Regions from separate parts of the Homo sapiens genome. Here region 1 is linked to region 2. A link is a loop called in an ENCODE intact Hi-C map of the cell type or tissue named here. Cell type or tissue: PC-9. All regions are shown on one strand. Each heading gives the region's core, and the rest is flanking DNA. Links, peaks and the distances in the headings are about the cores only. Region 1 overlaps FRYL (FRY like transcription coactivator). Region 2 overlaps TXK (TXK tyrosine kinase).

Region 1 (8,336 bases), core at 286-8,285, 570 kb before region 2:
TCTCTTCTCCACCAACCCCCACTATTCTCTGATCCTTCTTAGATCCCAAGATTAATTTTTTTTAACTCAACATATACTCAGTTTTCTTTTGCTGTGTCAATTCTAAGATTTATCATAGTTTATGTTGAGAAATATTCATGTATTTATTTGGAGTACAAAGAAATTATGTATTTTTTCTTTTCTTTCTTTTTCTTTTTTTTTTTTTTTTGAGACGGAGTCTTGCTCTGTCGCCCAGGCTGGAGTGCAGTGGCCCGATCTCCTCTCACTGTAAGCTCCGCCTCCCGGATTCACACCATTCTGCTTCAGCCTCTACGAGTAGCTGGGACTGCAGGAGCCCACCACCATGCCCGGCTAATTTTTTGTATTTTTAGTAGAGACGGGGTTTCACCATGGTCTCGATCTCCTGACCTCGTAATCCGCCTGCCTCGGCCTCCCAAAGTGCTGGGATTACAAGCGTGAGCCACCGCGCCCAGCATTTTTTTTTTTTTTTTTTTTTTTTTTTTTTTTTTTTTTGAGACAGAGTCTCACCCTGTCACCCAGGCTGGAGTATAGTGGCACATTCTCGACTCACTGCAACCTCCGCCTCTAGGGTTCAAGCGATTCTCTTGCCTCAGCCTCCTGAGTAGCTGGGATTACAGACATGCACCACCATGCTTGGCTAGTTTTTGTATTTTTAGCAGAGACAGGGTTTCACCATGTTGGCCAGGCTGGTCTCGAACTCCTGACCTCAGGTGATCCGCCCGCCTCAGCCTCCCAAAGTGCTGGGATTACAGGCATGAGCCACCATACCTGGCCTATTTTTTATTTTTAAAACTGATAGGAACCCAGTAGATATACGTTGAATTGTATGAGATTAGGGAGCATTCCATGTGGTGGATCAGTCATTCAAATTTCTTATAAAAGAAGGAAGTCTCAAGTATAATTTTATAAAATTTTGAATAGAACTTTTGGGAGTAACCTCATTTAGAAACAGAAGAATGTTACTTGCTGTTTGAAGCAGCTTTTATAGTTCAGTGCACATCAAATAATGCTTATATTCTGTATATTGGGTTGACAAAAATATGTTTATAAGACAGTATGACGATATTAGAGTTCTTATGACTTACTGGGGGTAATGGCATATTCAGGGCATTAAATATTTGATCGCCAGGTAGCAGAAAATGGTCAATAAAATAATGAATGTGTAGGTATTTGAATGCACCTCTGCTTTTATCTGAGATACCTTTGGACTCATTGTCCGCTTAGCTGACTTCTTAGCGTGTATCTTTCTAGAGTAAATGTAATAGTCTGTCTATTGACAAGGATTAGTTTACTTGATTCTCATACTTGATTTTGTTAATAGATCAGCGCCAGCCAGCATGTTTCTTTTGTAAAGGGAAGGGTACTAATATTATTTACTGCCTACAACTTGCAAAATGATTTCATATACTCTCTTTTTAAAAATCCTTACAGGTTTCCTTCTGTCTCTCTCTTATTCAATTTTTCCTTCACTCCCTTCTTTTTCCTCTCCTTTTCTTCCTATAAATGAGGTTAAGTGATTTTGTGTGGGTAACTGTGGCTTAGTATTGTGTAACTATACTGCATACATTGTGTTGCCTTCTCATATGAAATCATTTCTCTGAAATTACATTGGAAATGGGGTTTTTACAGATTTGTTGTGGATATGACTTTACAGATATTAATCTAACTTTTAGTTTCTTTGGATCACCTCTTGAATTAAATAGTTGTTTTTGTCTCCTAATACATATTGATGCAATAAAAGAGTTGGGCGATGATAATAATTTTGGTCCTATACTGAATTTTTGTTATCTGAAATATAGTAGAAACTAAACCTTTTAAACCCATTTAAAAGTCAATTTTCTAAAGTCACATTTAACAGTTTTGGTGTTTCAATAATATTAACTAATGAAAACTATTTTGGTTGTATTATTTTAAGGTAGAAGTATCTTAATGGAATTTTTAAATGAGCTTGCCTAAGATTAAATAAGCACCTTGAGTCTAGTTTCTGCAATGTGATTTTAAGTTTTTTTTAAAAATTACTTTGAAACAGTAACTAGGGCAAGTACTTACAGGTAAGAGTGAAATTATTTGGTACAGTAAGCTTCAATTATAATGCATTTAGTTTGGAGTGATGAAAGTTTTTTTTTTTTTTTAATTTAATTTTTTTGAGTCAGGGTCTTGCTTTGTCACCCAGGCTGAAGTGCAGTGGTGCAATCATAGCTCACTGCAGCCTTGACCTCCTGGGCTCAAGCGATCCTCCCACCTCAGCCTCCCAAGTAGCTGGGACTACAAACACACACCACCATGCCTGGCTAGGATTTTGATTTTTTTTAGAGATGGGGTCTTACTATGTTGCCCAGGCTGGTCTTGAACTCCTGGGCTCAAGTGATCCTCCCACCTCAGCCTCCCCAAGTACTGGGATTACAGGCGTGACCACTGTGTCTAGCTGAAAGTTACTATTTTTAAAACTGAGAATCTATAAAAGCAAAAATATTCATTGTAGCTCATGGTTTGACAGGTTTATGAAAGGCTTAAAATGTAAAATTGTCATAAGTAAAATACTGCATTTCACGTAGGATTTATGTAACTAGTAGTGATGGTGAAAAAAACCTGATGAGGTGGGAGAAATGACCCAGTGTCTCACTTTGCCCTCCCGGTGTCTTATTTCCCCTCTCATTTTAAGTTCTACGTGAGTATTACAGCTTCAAATATAATCATGGCATTAATTCAGAAGCCTGATATATTAAAAAAAAATCTTTTGTTTTTCTGTAATAACTGCATTTGTACCGTATTAGAACTTTCTACCACAATCTCCTTCTGAGACAGTATAGAGCTAGCTGGGTGAGTCACACCACACCACAAATTCCTTAAGGTGGTAGGTGGTGTCTTATTCATCATTCGTGTCTCTCACTGCCTAGTGCAGTGCTCGATAGGCAGTCGGACTCTGTTCCTTTATTATACTATACCTGGTGTTAGGTTTTTAGAGCACTTAAATTTTTTTTGTCTTTTTGCTTTACTCTAATAAATATTCTAGTTAACATTAATATCTAGCTTAATATGATTTAAATGTATGTTAAAATTCTTAAGAGTAGTAGCAAATCTAGATTGGGAACTGGATCTGTAGACAATATTCAAAAGATACAATTCAGATGACCCTGAACACCAGTAAACTGATCCAGGGGCCAAATATTCTCTCAAAATAGAGGAGGAAAAAGGAAAAGAGGCATGTAGGGACCCAGAAGAAGAAGGGCGATTTATGTGGAGTGGAGGGAATTTTCATGTTAAACCACAGGTAGGGCTTGTTTACTTTGTCACATTTTCCCTGTAATAGAGAAACTGCTGAGCCAGAATTGTGCAACTGATTGAATTAGCACCTTGTTTAAATTGTTAGCATCCATCTTTGAGAAGCATGTATTTTAGATTAAAGATTTAAAAATCTTGGCTGAAACAAAGGACAATCTCTTTCCTTTATGAAGTTGTTCATTGAACTTTAAATAGTAAGATATTAACAGATGAGGATTGAATTTAGTCTTCAAATAAGCATCTCTGTGATTTGTTGGTCACAGTATGATCTCTTTCCCATCCCCCACTATTTTTTACTTTTGATAGGGCAAACTCTTATGTTTTCATGAAATATTTAAAGCAAATGATGTGTTAATTATGTTTAGTTATCCTTTTTGAGAGTTCTCTAGCTTTTTCTGTTCTGAGGTTCAGAATCAATATAAGGACATATTGAAATCATAATTGCATTTTATCTTCCAAACAGCCATTGAAAATAATTGCATTTTAATTTGAGAATTTTATCTCAACTCCATATAACAGCTTATACTTTAAAATATAATCCAGAGGTACAGTACTTTTCAGTTCATTTATTAGCTTTGTCAGTTTCCACATTTGTAAAGTTGAACATTTACTGAAATTATGGGCTGGTTTGGGTTAAAATGAAGTAACATATGTGAAGCATCTTAGATGGTCACACATAGTAGGCTCTCGGTAATTAGTCGTTGCTGCTGTTGTTATGGGTATTTAATTAACTTGGATTTCTAGGGCACCATTTGTTAGAGTGCAGTGAACCAATTCTGAATTCTACCCTCCTATATTTGTTACTTGTTTAGACTGACTTAACCACTGTGGAGAATAAAGCCTATTTGTGGGGGTTGGGGTGGGGGTGGTGCCTACTGACTCTTATATGCATGTTTTTTCAGAGTTACAGGATGTGTACTGGAATGTGAAGGATTAAGCTTTGTGGTGGCATGTTCTATATGGTCATCCATAGTGACCAAACTAATTTGGAATGTTGTTTTGTTACTAACTTGGAAATGTGTTATTTTCTCTACAGAGGATGTTGATCTGAATAAACTGCTTATTATGCTTTATACATTTCTAGAGCGAGAGGAACTGTCAATCAGTGTAAATCTCACCCAGCACAGTATTTTCTTTCACAAACATGGGGAGGAGGCAATACCAAGATAACCACTTTTGGGACAGAGCCAGGAGCTGTTGTGTAACTCAGAGGGTGTGTGATAGCATCCAGCTTTGGAGCCCATCACGTCACATTGAGAAATTGTGGCAGGGAGGCTTACAGGAAAAACATCTTGTTTATTAACACCTGAATATGTTACTTATGTAGCTTTTTAAAAGTCATCAGTTAGCTAGCTTCTCAAAGAGAGGCAAGAACCCATTCGCGTAGTTACAGATTGTGGCTATAGTAAGTCTTCTGGTAACAGGAGCTGTGAGCACCACTTCTTCAGTGAAGTCTTTCCTGTTCCCTTCTCCACTCAGGTTGATGACTGTCTCCTTTGTACCTGGTTGCAGCTTGAACATATTTAGGTAACTTCTCTCAAAGCACTTGAAACATGCTACTGCCCATGTCTCCTTTCCAGCTTGTCTGTAAACTCCTTGATGGTAGCAGCTGTGTGTGTAAGTGCCACTGAGTATAGATTCCTGGAGCTTAGGTTGATCCCCAGTAAATGTTAAATGCAGGTCTCCCTGTGCCTGTGGAAATGCCTCAACATCAATTGGTTCAATTGTATCCTTCAACTTGATCACTAACAGGTCTTTAATGAAAAGTCTCCAGAGATGCTATTCCCATTCTGTACTATCCTCATCATTACCATTCTTATTTCTTCTTTGCCAATGCAAATTCTCTATTTCATTTTTTTCTTTAAGTACTTCTCTATGAAGCTTTTTAAAAGTATGCTTCATTTTAGGGCCAGACATGGTGGCTCATGCGAGGCCCATGCGGGTGGATCACCTGAGGTCAGGAGTTTAAGACCAGCGTGACCAGCATAGTGAAACCCCATCTCTACTAAAAATACAAAATTAGTCGGGTGTGGTGGCGTGCACCTGTAATCCCAGCTACTCAGGAGACTGAGGCAGGAGAATTGCTTGAACCCAGGAGGCAGAGGTTGCAGTAAGCTGAGACACCGCAGCCTGGGGGACAGAGTGAGACTCCATCCCAAAAAATAAAAATAGAAGTATGCTTCATTTTAGTTAGTTTATAATCAACATTGAGAAATCCAAGAAAGGTGAGAAATGTAAACTAGAGCTGGAGATTTAAAATTGGCACCTGTAAAAATACATTATTTTTTGAAGTAAAAAAAGTTTGTAAACATTTCCCTTGTTTACAAATCTGAAATTATATTAATTTTGGTAAAATTCTAGATTTTTTCCAAATAAGTCAAAACCTCAAAAGAATGGAAATTTTAGGTAAAATTTAGGTAAAAATGGAAAGAAAGTAAGAGTCATAATTTTCAGGCTGTTATAAGAAATGTCTTTTACTGTATCATATGGTATTTTATAGTATATAAAAATATAGGAATTGACCTTATTATCCTTAGTGTACAAGGTTTTATTGTGGTTTAAAATTCCAAGTCTTCGATGTAGCTTCCTTTATTCTTCTTCTTCAGTTACACCATAATAGTTTATTGAAATTTGATGCATATAGGAAAAAACCTTGTAATTGACTTTTTTTGGAGAAAAATTATTCATTTTAAGACAAAAGCAGAGATTGTTTGAGCCAAAACCTGATGGATTTAAGAGTGCTGTTGATCATGGTTGACTTGTGAAAGTGATAGATAGATAGATAGATAGATAGATAGATAGATAGATAGATAGATAGATCTCTTATCGTTATTTTTCTTTTATACTGGGCTTATGTTTTTTTTTTCTTATTTTCTTGCTTAATAATAGTATCATTAAGCAGGCAGGAGAAAAATAATACCATTGAAACTAAAAGTTAGTAATTTAATTTGATTATGTATATATATATTTTATTATACTTTAAGTTCCGGGATACAAGTGCAGAACGTGTAGGTTTGTTGTATAGGTATACGTGTGCCATAATGGTGTCCTGCACCTATCCCCCCATCATTTAGGTTTTAAGCCCCACATGCATTAGCTATTTGTCCTAGTGTTCTCCCTCTCCTTGCCCCCCACCTGCTGACTGGCCCCAGTGTGTGATGTTCCCCTTCCAGTGTCCACGTGTTCTCGTTGTTTAACTCCCACTTATGAGTGAGAACATGCGGTATTTGGTTTTCTGTTCTTGTGTTAGTTTGTTGAGGATGATGGCTTCTAGCTTCATCCATGTCCCCACAAAAGACGTGAACTCATTCTTTTTTATGGCTGCACGGTATTCCATGGTGTATATGTACTACATTTTCTTTATCCAGTCTATCATTGATGGGCATTTGGGTTGGTTCCATGTCTTTGCTATTGTAAATAGTGCTGCAGTAAACATATGTGTGCATGTGTCTTTATGGTAGAATGATTTATATTCCTTAGGGTACATACCCAGTAATGGGATTGCTGGATCAAATGGTATTTCTGGTTCTAGATCCTTGAGGAATCGCCACCCTGTCTTCCACAATGGTTGAACTAATTTACCCTCCCACCGACAGTGTAAAAGCATTCCTATTTCTCCACAGCCTCACCAGCATCTATTGTTTCTTGACTTTTTGATCATCGCCATTGTGACTGGCGTGAGATGGTATTTCATTGTGGTTTTGATTTGCATTTCTCTAATGATCAGTGATGTTGAGCTGTTTTTCATATATTTGTTGGCTGCATAAATGTCTTCCTTTGTGAAGTGTCTATTTATATCCTTTGCCCACTTTTTGATGGGGTTGTTTTTTTCTTGTAAATTTGTTTAAGTTCCTTGTAGATTCTGGATATTAGACCTTTGTCAGATGGGTAGCTTGCAAAAACGTTTTGCCATTCTGTAGGTTGCCTGTTCACTCTGATGGTAGTTTCTTTTGATGTAGAGAAGCTCTTTAGTTTGATTAGATCCCATTTGTCAATTTTTGCTTTTGTTGCAATTGCTTTTGGCATTTTAATCATGAAGTCTTTGCTCATGCCTATATCATAATTTTGCAGTTTATTATATTTATGGACAAAGTAACAAGAATAGTATTTGTTCTGTGGCATTTGTTTTATGTATTTTGTCATACATTGTACCCACATACAAATATATATATATATATTTACAGTAAATATATGTTAACATCTTAATGCTTATGAATTTTCAAATGATACATAGTAGCATTGATTTTTACCTGTAATCATACGTGGAAAACTTACCTTTAAATGACGGAGACCTTTACATATATGCGTAGTTTGCACATTATCAGTTGAAGCTAGTACATCTTTATTTAGTACTCTATTTTTCCGAACACCACTTTTCTAGTTTCTGTGGGAGATGTAATGATGTATGTACCCTTTAGAGGATCACAGTCTCAGAGCAACTCTTACAGCACCACAGAGCTCTAGAACAGGAAGAAACTCTGGAGGTTATCTTCTCTTAGGGGTATGTTTAAACAGTAGTTCACTGATTCTTACGCATTTTCTCCTTTGCTCAGTAAGCAGGAGATGTGGGCCAATTTTTTGTTTGTTTGTTTGTTTGTTTGTTTGAAACAGGGTCTCACTCTGTTGCCCAGGCTAGAGTGCAGGGGCACAGTCACTGCTCACTGCAGCCTCTACCTACCAAGCTTAGGTGATCCTCTCACCTTAGCCTGGGACTACAGGCTAGTGCCACCATGCCCAGCTGACTTCTTTTACTTTTACTAGAGATGAGGTTTCACTATGTTGCCCAGGCTGGTCTCAGATTCCTGAGCTCAAGTGATCCCCCTGCGTTGGCCCCCCAAAGTGCTGAGATTACAGGAGTGAGCTATCATGTCCAGCCATGGGGCAGTTTTTTTGGGCCAGGGATTTACAAATTATGAAGTCAAGAAATAATTTTAGTGGGAAATGACTAGAATATAACACTTGTTTTTCCTGTAATTACGTTAGAGACTACCAAAGCATATTGCAGATTATTTCCAATATATCATATTATATTG
Region 2 (8,336 bases), core at 221-8,220:
CACTCCCTTTTTGCCCACCTTGCAACAAAATATAAAGAAACAATAAACCTGAGAGGTGCTTTAAGAACTTTATTTTGGGAGTTGCTTTGGAAGACTATTCAGTCCCATGTGCAGTTTTGGAAATACTTATTAATTTACCTCTAAGACTCAGAGGGCCTTATTTTGCAGATAAGGAAGGAAAATACTGTCTGATTTTAATACTAGGTGACGATGGAACCAAGCTTCAACAAAGCTCAGTCATATCAGATTAAAGCAATCAAAGACCAGCTAAAAAAGTCAAGTTTTTACATTTCTGACTTTTAAGTAGCATTAAGGAAAAATTGATTGTAATTTTTAAATATCATCTGTTTAAGCGAAATCCCCTCATAGGAGCCAACAATTGTTTGTAGATTTTGTAAAAAAAAAAAAAAAAAATCAGGTTATTCCAGTTGTGCTGACCTGAAAATAACTCATAGTCTTCCATTCACGCAGATAAGAACAAGCCTCCTGTAAACAGAAATATAGGCCAAGCAGAGCAAAGCAGAAAAAGCGACAAAGCAGCAACCTGTGTCCCCTGCCACCTCCACTGGCAGGACAAGCTCAGCAGTGACTTAAGGATCTTTAAATATTAAAAGCTGTGTGAGCATCTGCTCTTTATTTCCCTCAAGGTCAGAACTAAAGAAAATGCTGTAAATTACAGCAGGAAGGATTCGGTTATATATAAAATAAATCACTGTGAGTGTTGAGACAAGGATTTGATTGTCCAAGGGATTAAATAAGGGACTACCTATTGGCGGGATATTTTGAGGATTATTCTCTCTGGCATGGATTTGATGAAATCTCGTTCTCCTTTCCAGCTTCTGTTAATTTGATTTGATGGTAAGAATCACCTGTTGTCTACTGTATATTGCAGCTGAATGTGGCTACATTTTCTGCTGGGTAAAACAATGAGTGTTTACTATTGACAAGGAGACAGCTAAGTGATGCCTCAAGATGTATTACTGTTAATCAAAAAACAAACAAACAAACAAAAAAAGTCCAGCGAAGAAGATTGCTTAAGCTGAGGAGTTTGAGGTTGCAGTAAGCTGTGACTGCACCACTCCACTCCAGTCTGGGTGACAAAGTGAGACCCAGTCTTTTAAAAAAAAAAAAAAAAAAGTTTATATGTTTGTTAGGGTCATTTGCCAAAAACATTTGTTGTTTTAAGCATTGTCATAGAATCCTGGCTTCAAAGGCTGCTATAGGGTGGGAGAAGATAATTGTGGAGCGTGGGATATTGATCATACTGATGGGAGATTTGGAGTGGGGTCTCAGGGCACTGCTCCAGTGAGATTCAGTTTGTGAAACGTACTTGGTATTGCCAGCATTTCCATCAACTCACAGTTGCCCTGAGAACAGATCCAGCCTAGAAGAGTTATTTAAAGGACAGGGCAAGGGAAAGCAGCTGGGGGCTTAAAGAATTCACCTCTTAGCTCCCCTGTTTGCCTAATTTCTCTGCCTTTCTTTATTCCCAACTTAGAGAGTAGAAAGAGTGGTTTCTAAGTCTTGGTGTGCCTGAAGCATGCCTGGGGTGCTGTTAAAAGGCAGGTTTCTGGGCTCATCTCCATAACTGGATCTGAGGGTAAAGTAAGGATGTTTTGGTCACACTGCCTTTCTTGGGCCTCTCTTTTCAGAGTCCTATCTTACTCCTTTTTGTATCTGATTCTCACACCAACTTTGTTAGGTCAACACCTTCCATTATTACTATTATGAATATGAAGATAAGGAGGGTAGCTGTGGTAGGCAGCCTCTAAGATGGCCTGATGATATCTGCCTCCAGATATTCACGCCCTTAGGCAGTCCTCCTCCTTGAGTATGAATTGGACCTAGTACCTCACTTCTTGTGATTAGAATATGGTAAAAGTGATGGAACGTCACCTCTGAGACCAGGTTACAGAGGTGGCGGCTCCCATTCCTGCGATCTCGGGCTTTCTGTCTCCTGCATCGCCGGCTGCTTTGTTGGGAGCACTCTCAGGCAGCCCGCAGAGAATCCCCATCACGAGAAACCGAGGCACCATGACCTGCTTGGAATTCGCTTAGAAGTGTATTCTCCAGCTCTGGTTGGGCCCAGCTTGACTGCAACTCCATGAAAGATCTGGAGACACAAGCACTCAGCTAAACCATTCCAGAACTCCTGGCCCACAAAAGTGTGAGATAAGTGTTGTAAGTCATTTGGTCTCAGAATAATTTGTTTCCAACAATAGATAACTAAGTGTGTGGCAAAAGCAGGAGAAGCCGCAGATTAAAAAAGAACTTGGCCACTTTGGCCACCCTTCTGCCTGGGGCTGGAGTTTGATGCCCTTTCTGAAAGATTAAAATGGACACTAGATGTGTCTTTTCTTTTGTCTTTAAATCATTTCAGTTTTTAACTCGTCACTGCAGCTGCCTTTTGTAACTACTGCAGATCCCCACATTTCTCCTCTGTGGAGCTCCCCAGGCCAGCAGTGCCCACACTCCCTGCCCACCGAGGGTCAGTGAGCAGTACGGCTTCTGGCCCAGTGCCAGCCACGCCCGTGTGCCTTGTGGCCAAGCACTTCTTCACATCACAAGCTGGCTCGATGTCTTGGGTGTGATGTCTGCGAGCTTATTATGAACTTTGAGCTCACAGAAAACAGTGTTCTAGGAAACACTGTTTTGAGATGTGGGGGAGTGGGGAAGTTGTGGGCAAGGTGCCTGCAAAGACCAACTCACATCAGCCCCTTCTGAGAAAGAAAGAAAAATTGCCTCATAGACCAAACAAGGGTTTGGGTGGCTGCTGTCCGTGTCTGGGGAGTTGCCCTGGCAGAAGCTGGGAAACAGATGAGCGGTCATCATCAGGAAGATTTCTGCCTTTCCTTACAGCACCTTTTACTCCCAGAAACATTGTCTTCCCTGGTGCCCGGGACTCCATCCAGCTTGCCAGGCTTCTAGAATCTCCTCACCCCACACAGCACCCCTTCAGGCCATAGACAGGTCAAGCACCACTCTTCCACTCAAATTGATCAGTTTGGTGTCCTGTTAGCTAGGTACTTGTTTTCTCTTAGTCACCAGTGACTCCCCTAAAGTAGTTATCCTCCCTTCTTTAAGGTTTCACTGGCAGTATAATGTCAAAAAAACAGAACAGTCAAGGTCTAACACAAATTACTCACTTATTTTATCCATACATTTAGAAAAACTAACATCTCTGGAGACCATCACTTCTTAGAATAATGGACATTTTAGTATCAAAAGGAAAAGTGCACACACGTGCGAACACAGACACAGGATCACTTCAGACCCCAAATGTATAAAGGGCATAAACTCAGAATAAAGGATAACTTTCTAAATTGAATAAATATGTGAAAAACTCAATGTCCCAATTTTACTATTTTCCCCTCTCCTTGGTGTGGGGTCTTGGTTTGGTGTCTAACTCCAAACCAAGAAGTCTAACTCCAACTTGGAAGTCTTTTCTAACTCCTGTTCAGAGGTAGAAATCCATCCATGCTATAGCCAAGCTAGTTATGTGTCACTCTCCCCAGATAATATGGGTTAATGTGGCTAAAACGTGCCTATCTTCAAAAGGCCCTTAAGAAATGGGGCCTTTTGAAGATAGGCTGGGCGCGGTGGCTCACGCCTGTAATCCTAGCACTTTGGGAGGCCGAGGCAGGTGGATCACGAGGTCAGGAGATCGAGACCATCCTGACTAACACAGTGAAACCCCGTCTCTACTAAAAATACAAAAAGAAATTAGCCGGGCGTGGTGGCAGACACCTGTAGTCCCAGCTACTCGGGAGGCTGAGGCAGGAGAATGGCGTGAACCCGGGAGCAGAGGTTGCAGTGAGCTGAGATCGTGCCACCACACTCCAGCCTGGGAGACAGAGTGAGACTCCATCTCAAAAAAAAAAAAAAAAAAAAAAGGATGTAGTGGTGGGCATTTATGGCAGAGTAATGAGGAAGTTTGGCCTTTCTGTAAATTTCTGGAAAAAAAAACAAAAAGGATATGTTGCAGCAAACTTACAGAATCAGCTCTGGTCACCCAGAGCCATTTTTCCAAAGCCACAAGTTTTTAAGGCTTTCCCCACTCACCACAGCCCATCAACTGCAAAAGCAGCCGGTATCAGACATTCCTCATCTTAAAACCACAACCTGGAGCGCCTGGCTTGGGCAACAAGCCTGGTCTTTGGGTTAAGGCAGCTCTCAAAACTGAGCCAGTTTCAAGCCATGTTTTTAAATATAAATCACTAGCCATGTGCCAGTTATTATGATGACCAAATTCAGTAGGAATGCATTTCACTCAAGGCACTGATTCAAAACGAAACCCTGACATCGGAAATGCCAGGGGATGAACTGGAGGTGACGATGTAAACTTCAAAACATTAGACATGAGGAAGCGACAGCGGCTTTGCTTCCCGCGCAGCCCGGGCCCCACAGTTCTTCACATCTGTTCCTTTGTCCTCTTCAGAGATGACCTTAGGAGCTATTCTGAGAAGGGGTGCTTCTCACTTTTGCTTTCTTCCAGTGCCCCCTGGTGGAAACCTGTTCCCAATCAGCCCAGCTGTTGCCACCCAGGAACCTCTGGGGGTGGAAGGAATGTCAATAGGAGCCTCTCCTAGAGGACAGAGGGGCGCAAATCCTTCCAAGGAAAAAACACAAATACCAAAGATGGGAGGGCCAACTGCCTATCCCATGACAGATGTGCCGGTTTCTAAAGGTCACAGAGATTACATCTGATGCGATGCCCTTTTTCTGATTTGCTGGCCTGAGGCTCATCATTAGAGATATTTACTGAGGAATGAGAAGTAGATGAAAAGAACAGCGCAGATGTAAGCCTGGGAGAGGAAGCTCAGCTCCTTCAGTGATAATCTTCAAGCCCGAATATATTCTTTCCACATTTCCTTCCAGCAGGCAAATAGTCATTGCCTATCTCTGGGGCATTTTTGTCACTCTGGCAAAGGCCCTTGATATGCATGAGTTCCTGCCTAAGTTGGGAATTTGCTAAAAGCTCAAGAGCTTTCCCTCTGCAGGTTAATCGGCAAAACAATTCAAAGAATGGCTTCTGTAATCACAGAATGCCTGTGGAAGGGCGCTGTCTATTTACTTACTGGGAACACCTGTGCTGCTGTAAATTGAAAATGATCATGAAATGAATACTCCTTGATACCTGCATTGGAATGAATTTTGGCCCAACACTTCAACCTGTAAATAAAGATGCCTGCTGTCTTGGAAAGTCATGCCAAGCAAGGGAACACCAGGGAGCTGTTTGGCTTTCATAGTGTGATTTTTCTTCTCGCAATGATTATTTATTGGGCAGCAACTCTGCTGGGCAGAGGATGGAACCACAAACAAAGCAGTGGTTTGCCTTCCTGCTCACCACTGTTCTTGGACTTTGAGGGAAATTAAATAAAATTGGGTCATAATTAAAGCAGTGGTAGGGTAGGTCTGTATCTTTCTTTAAAGGCCATTGTCTTTGCTATTGAATCAGGAAACATAAGAATTTTTGAAAATATTTTCTCCTAAATTCCAGGCTGCAGAAGACAGTGAAGACAACTAAGGGGAATATTATCAGGTGTGGCCATGTGTTGTGAGGTCAGGGAGCTGGGGGAGGCATTTCTCTAGTCCCAGATACTCCTGCCTGCTGACTGATAACAGCAATTTCTCTTTCAAAGTTCTTGACTTGGCCAGGCATGGTGGCTCCTGCCTGTAATCCCAGCAGTTTGGGAGGCCAAAGAGGGGGATCACTTGAGGTTGGGAGTTTGAGACTAGCTTGGCCAATGTGGTGAAATCCTATCTCTACTAAAAATACCAAAAAAATTAGCCGGGTATGGTGGAGTGTGCCTGTAGTCCCAGCTACTTGGGAGGCTGAGGCAGGAGAATCGCTTGAACCTGGGAGGCGGAGGTTGCAGTGAGCCGAGATCATGCCACTGCACTCCAGCCTGGATGACAGAGCAAGACTCCATCTCAAACAAAACAAAACAAACAACCACACACACACACAAAGTTGTTGACACTTGAATAAGGTGGTTCCCCAAAATGTAACTACTCATAGCCTAACATTGACCAGAAGCCTCAATAACATAAATGTTGATCAACACGTATTTTGTATGTTATGTGTATCATACACTGTATTCTTACAATAAAGTAAGCTAGAGAAAAGAAATGCTTTAAGAAAGTCATAAGGAAGAGAAAATAGATTTACTATTCATGGAGTGAAAGTGGCTCATGATAAATGCCTTCATCCTCGTCATCTTCATGTTGAATAGTCTGAGAAGGATGATGAAGAGGAGGGATTGGTCTTTCTGTCTCAGGGGTGACAGAGGCAGAAGAAAATCTTCATGTAAATGTTTATACCATGTTTTTCAAGTGTCAAACTATTTAAATTTAATGTGTTGTGATGGTTAATTTTATGGGTCAACATGGCTTGGCCATGGTGCCCAGATATTTGATCAAACATTATTCTGGATGTTTCTGTGAAGGTAATTTTTGGATGAGATTAACATTTAAATCGGTGGACTTGGAGTACAGTGGGTCACCCTCCATCATGTGAGTGGGCCTCTCCCACAGTTGAAGTCCCTAATCAATGAAAGTCAGACCTCCCCTGAGCAAGGAGGACTTTTGCCAGCAGACCGCCTTTGGGCTCAAACTGCAACTCTTCTCTCATTCTTCAGCTTGCCGGCCTGCCCTGTTAGATTTTGGACTTGCCAGTTTCCACAACTGCCTGAGCCAGTTCCTTAAAAGAAACCTCTCTCTGTGTTCACCCTGACTGTTACAAATGTCATGCTTACAAACATGTACACGCCTCTGCACTGCAGTAAGCATGACATTGCTGAAGCGCTGCAGTACAGCATGTTTACTATTTAACATTGTGTCTGTCATTTATACCTTACTGAGAAAAAGTGTGAGAGCCTCTCCTGAGGCCTGCTTTGATAGCAGGGAGAGAGAGTCTCCTGGAGTCCTGAACGGGGGAAACATCTGCCTTTGAGTCAGGGATAAAGTTGGCTCAGAAGAGAGGAGTTGGAGCTGAAGATTCGCTTTCGTTTACTAAGCCTTCTTCCTCCATTTTGTCTTCAGAGGGAAAACCACACCTGCTCCTATTTGGTTACCTTAAATGTATTTTGTGAGTACCCAATAAATAGTTGCTGAATGAGTTCTAGGGAACTGGGGGATGGGGACAAAGTGGTAAAGTAACTGAGAGTAGCTGGTATGTTCTAGCCATGTTTGCCTCTGCAATCTTATTTAATCTTCTCATCCACAAGGATAGTCCTATTGTGATGCTCATGGACTCTGGGTTTGACTTCTGGCTCAGCTGCTTTTTATGTGACTGGATAAATGGCTGAAGCTCTCTGTTCCTCTGTTTCTTTATGTGTAAGATGGGGATCATAATGTTAGTATAGTGAGTAAGTTAGCATGGCGTAGTATAGTAAGATCTAAGTATCTGTCATGCCTGGCATATGGTAAGGGCTGTGTTGGTAGAAGTGGGGAAACCCTTTCTTAGAAGACAACTTTTATTACCTACGTTTTCTAGATTTGATTGCCCAAAATCACATTGTTGCTCCAAGAAAAGGGAACAGTGATTTGAGTGCATGTCTGCCTGATACTAAAGCCTGCTGAACCCCATATGTTCTTTTAATACAGAAAAGAAAAAACAAACACATTTGAATGCCAGAGAGTTTTTAATAATTTCATTTGGCATCTCATGGTTTGGTACTTTATTTTGGATAAGCATTTGTTTAAAAATATATGTCTGGAATAAAAGGTTAGACTTATGAGCCCCCACAAATGCTGGCTAAAGCTCCGGAAGCTCAGTCTTCACCTTTGCCGTTCCACTCAGTCAAAAGGTCACGGTCAGCTTAGCTTTCTCTGTGGCCAGCATCACACTGTGAAATACTGGGTGATAAGATGAATGAGTGGAAAAAAAGAAGAGCTCAGATGTAATGTAAGGGTGTTGATATTGGTGGGGTCTTATTTAACAGTTATTTATTGAGCTTTTGTTATGTGCCAGGCACTGATGCTAGAAGCTAGGGAGAAGACAGAAAAAAAAAATTAAAAATAAAAAAAAAAGGATAAGATGCAGTCCCTGAGATTGAGAAGCTTACAATCTGGTCCAGTGTCTCCACTGGGGTTGATTTTGCCCCCAGGGAACATTTGGCAATGCCTGGAAACACTTGGGTTTCCACAATTGGAAGGTGGTGGTGGTGTGGGTGTTAGAAGGGAGGGGGTTATGTTGCTGCCGGCATCTAGTGCATAAAGGCCAGAGATGCCCTAAATATTCAGTGGTACACAAGACAGCTCCCCACAATAAAGAATGATCCTGTCTAAAATGTTGATAGTGGTGAGATTGGGAAGCCCTGTGAGAGATGAAG

Evidence for each region. A loop is a pair of places that touch in the nucleus more often than their neighbours do. Peaks named below come from ENCODE experiments on the same cell type or tissue, not always from the same donor. Only the 100,000 strongest peaks of a DNase experiment are listed, where the experiment ranks them.
Region 1: it touches region 2 in a loop (6-fold over the local background); 1 of 110 quality-filtered maps calls a loop at or near these places.

What each region holds. Positions count from the first base shown.
Region 1 is chr4:48,694,633-48,702,968 of GRCh38, reverse strand. The region is part of intron 2 of FRYL (FRY like transcription coactivator); the gene reads left to right. Among named protein-coding and RNA genes, the nearest start is that of FRYL, 81 kb to the left of the region's middle. In PC-9, for the core only: no CTCF peak of the experiment used is centred there; DNase peaks (open chromatin) are centred at 2,858, 3,318 and 4,348; H3K4me3 peaks cover 2,202 bases; H3K27ac peaks cover 5,001 bases.
Region 2 is chr4:48,124,119-48,132,454 of GRCh38, reverse strand. The region is part of intron 1 of TXK (TXK tyrosine kinase); the gene reads left to right. Among named protein-coding and RNA genes, the nearest start is that of TXK, 6.0 kb to the left of the region's middle. RefSeq lists enhancers at 2,813-2,932, 4,454-5,316 and a silencer at 4,809-5,103. In PC-9, for the core only: CTCF peaks have their summits at 4,312 and 4,512 (motif pointing left); DNase peaks (open chromatin) are centred at 474, 4,164 and 5,034; H3K4me3 peaks cover 1,181 bases; H3K27ac peaks cover 2,944 bases.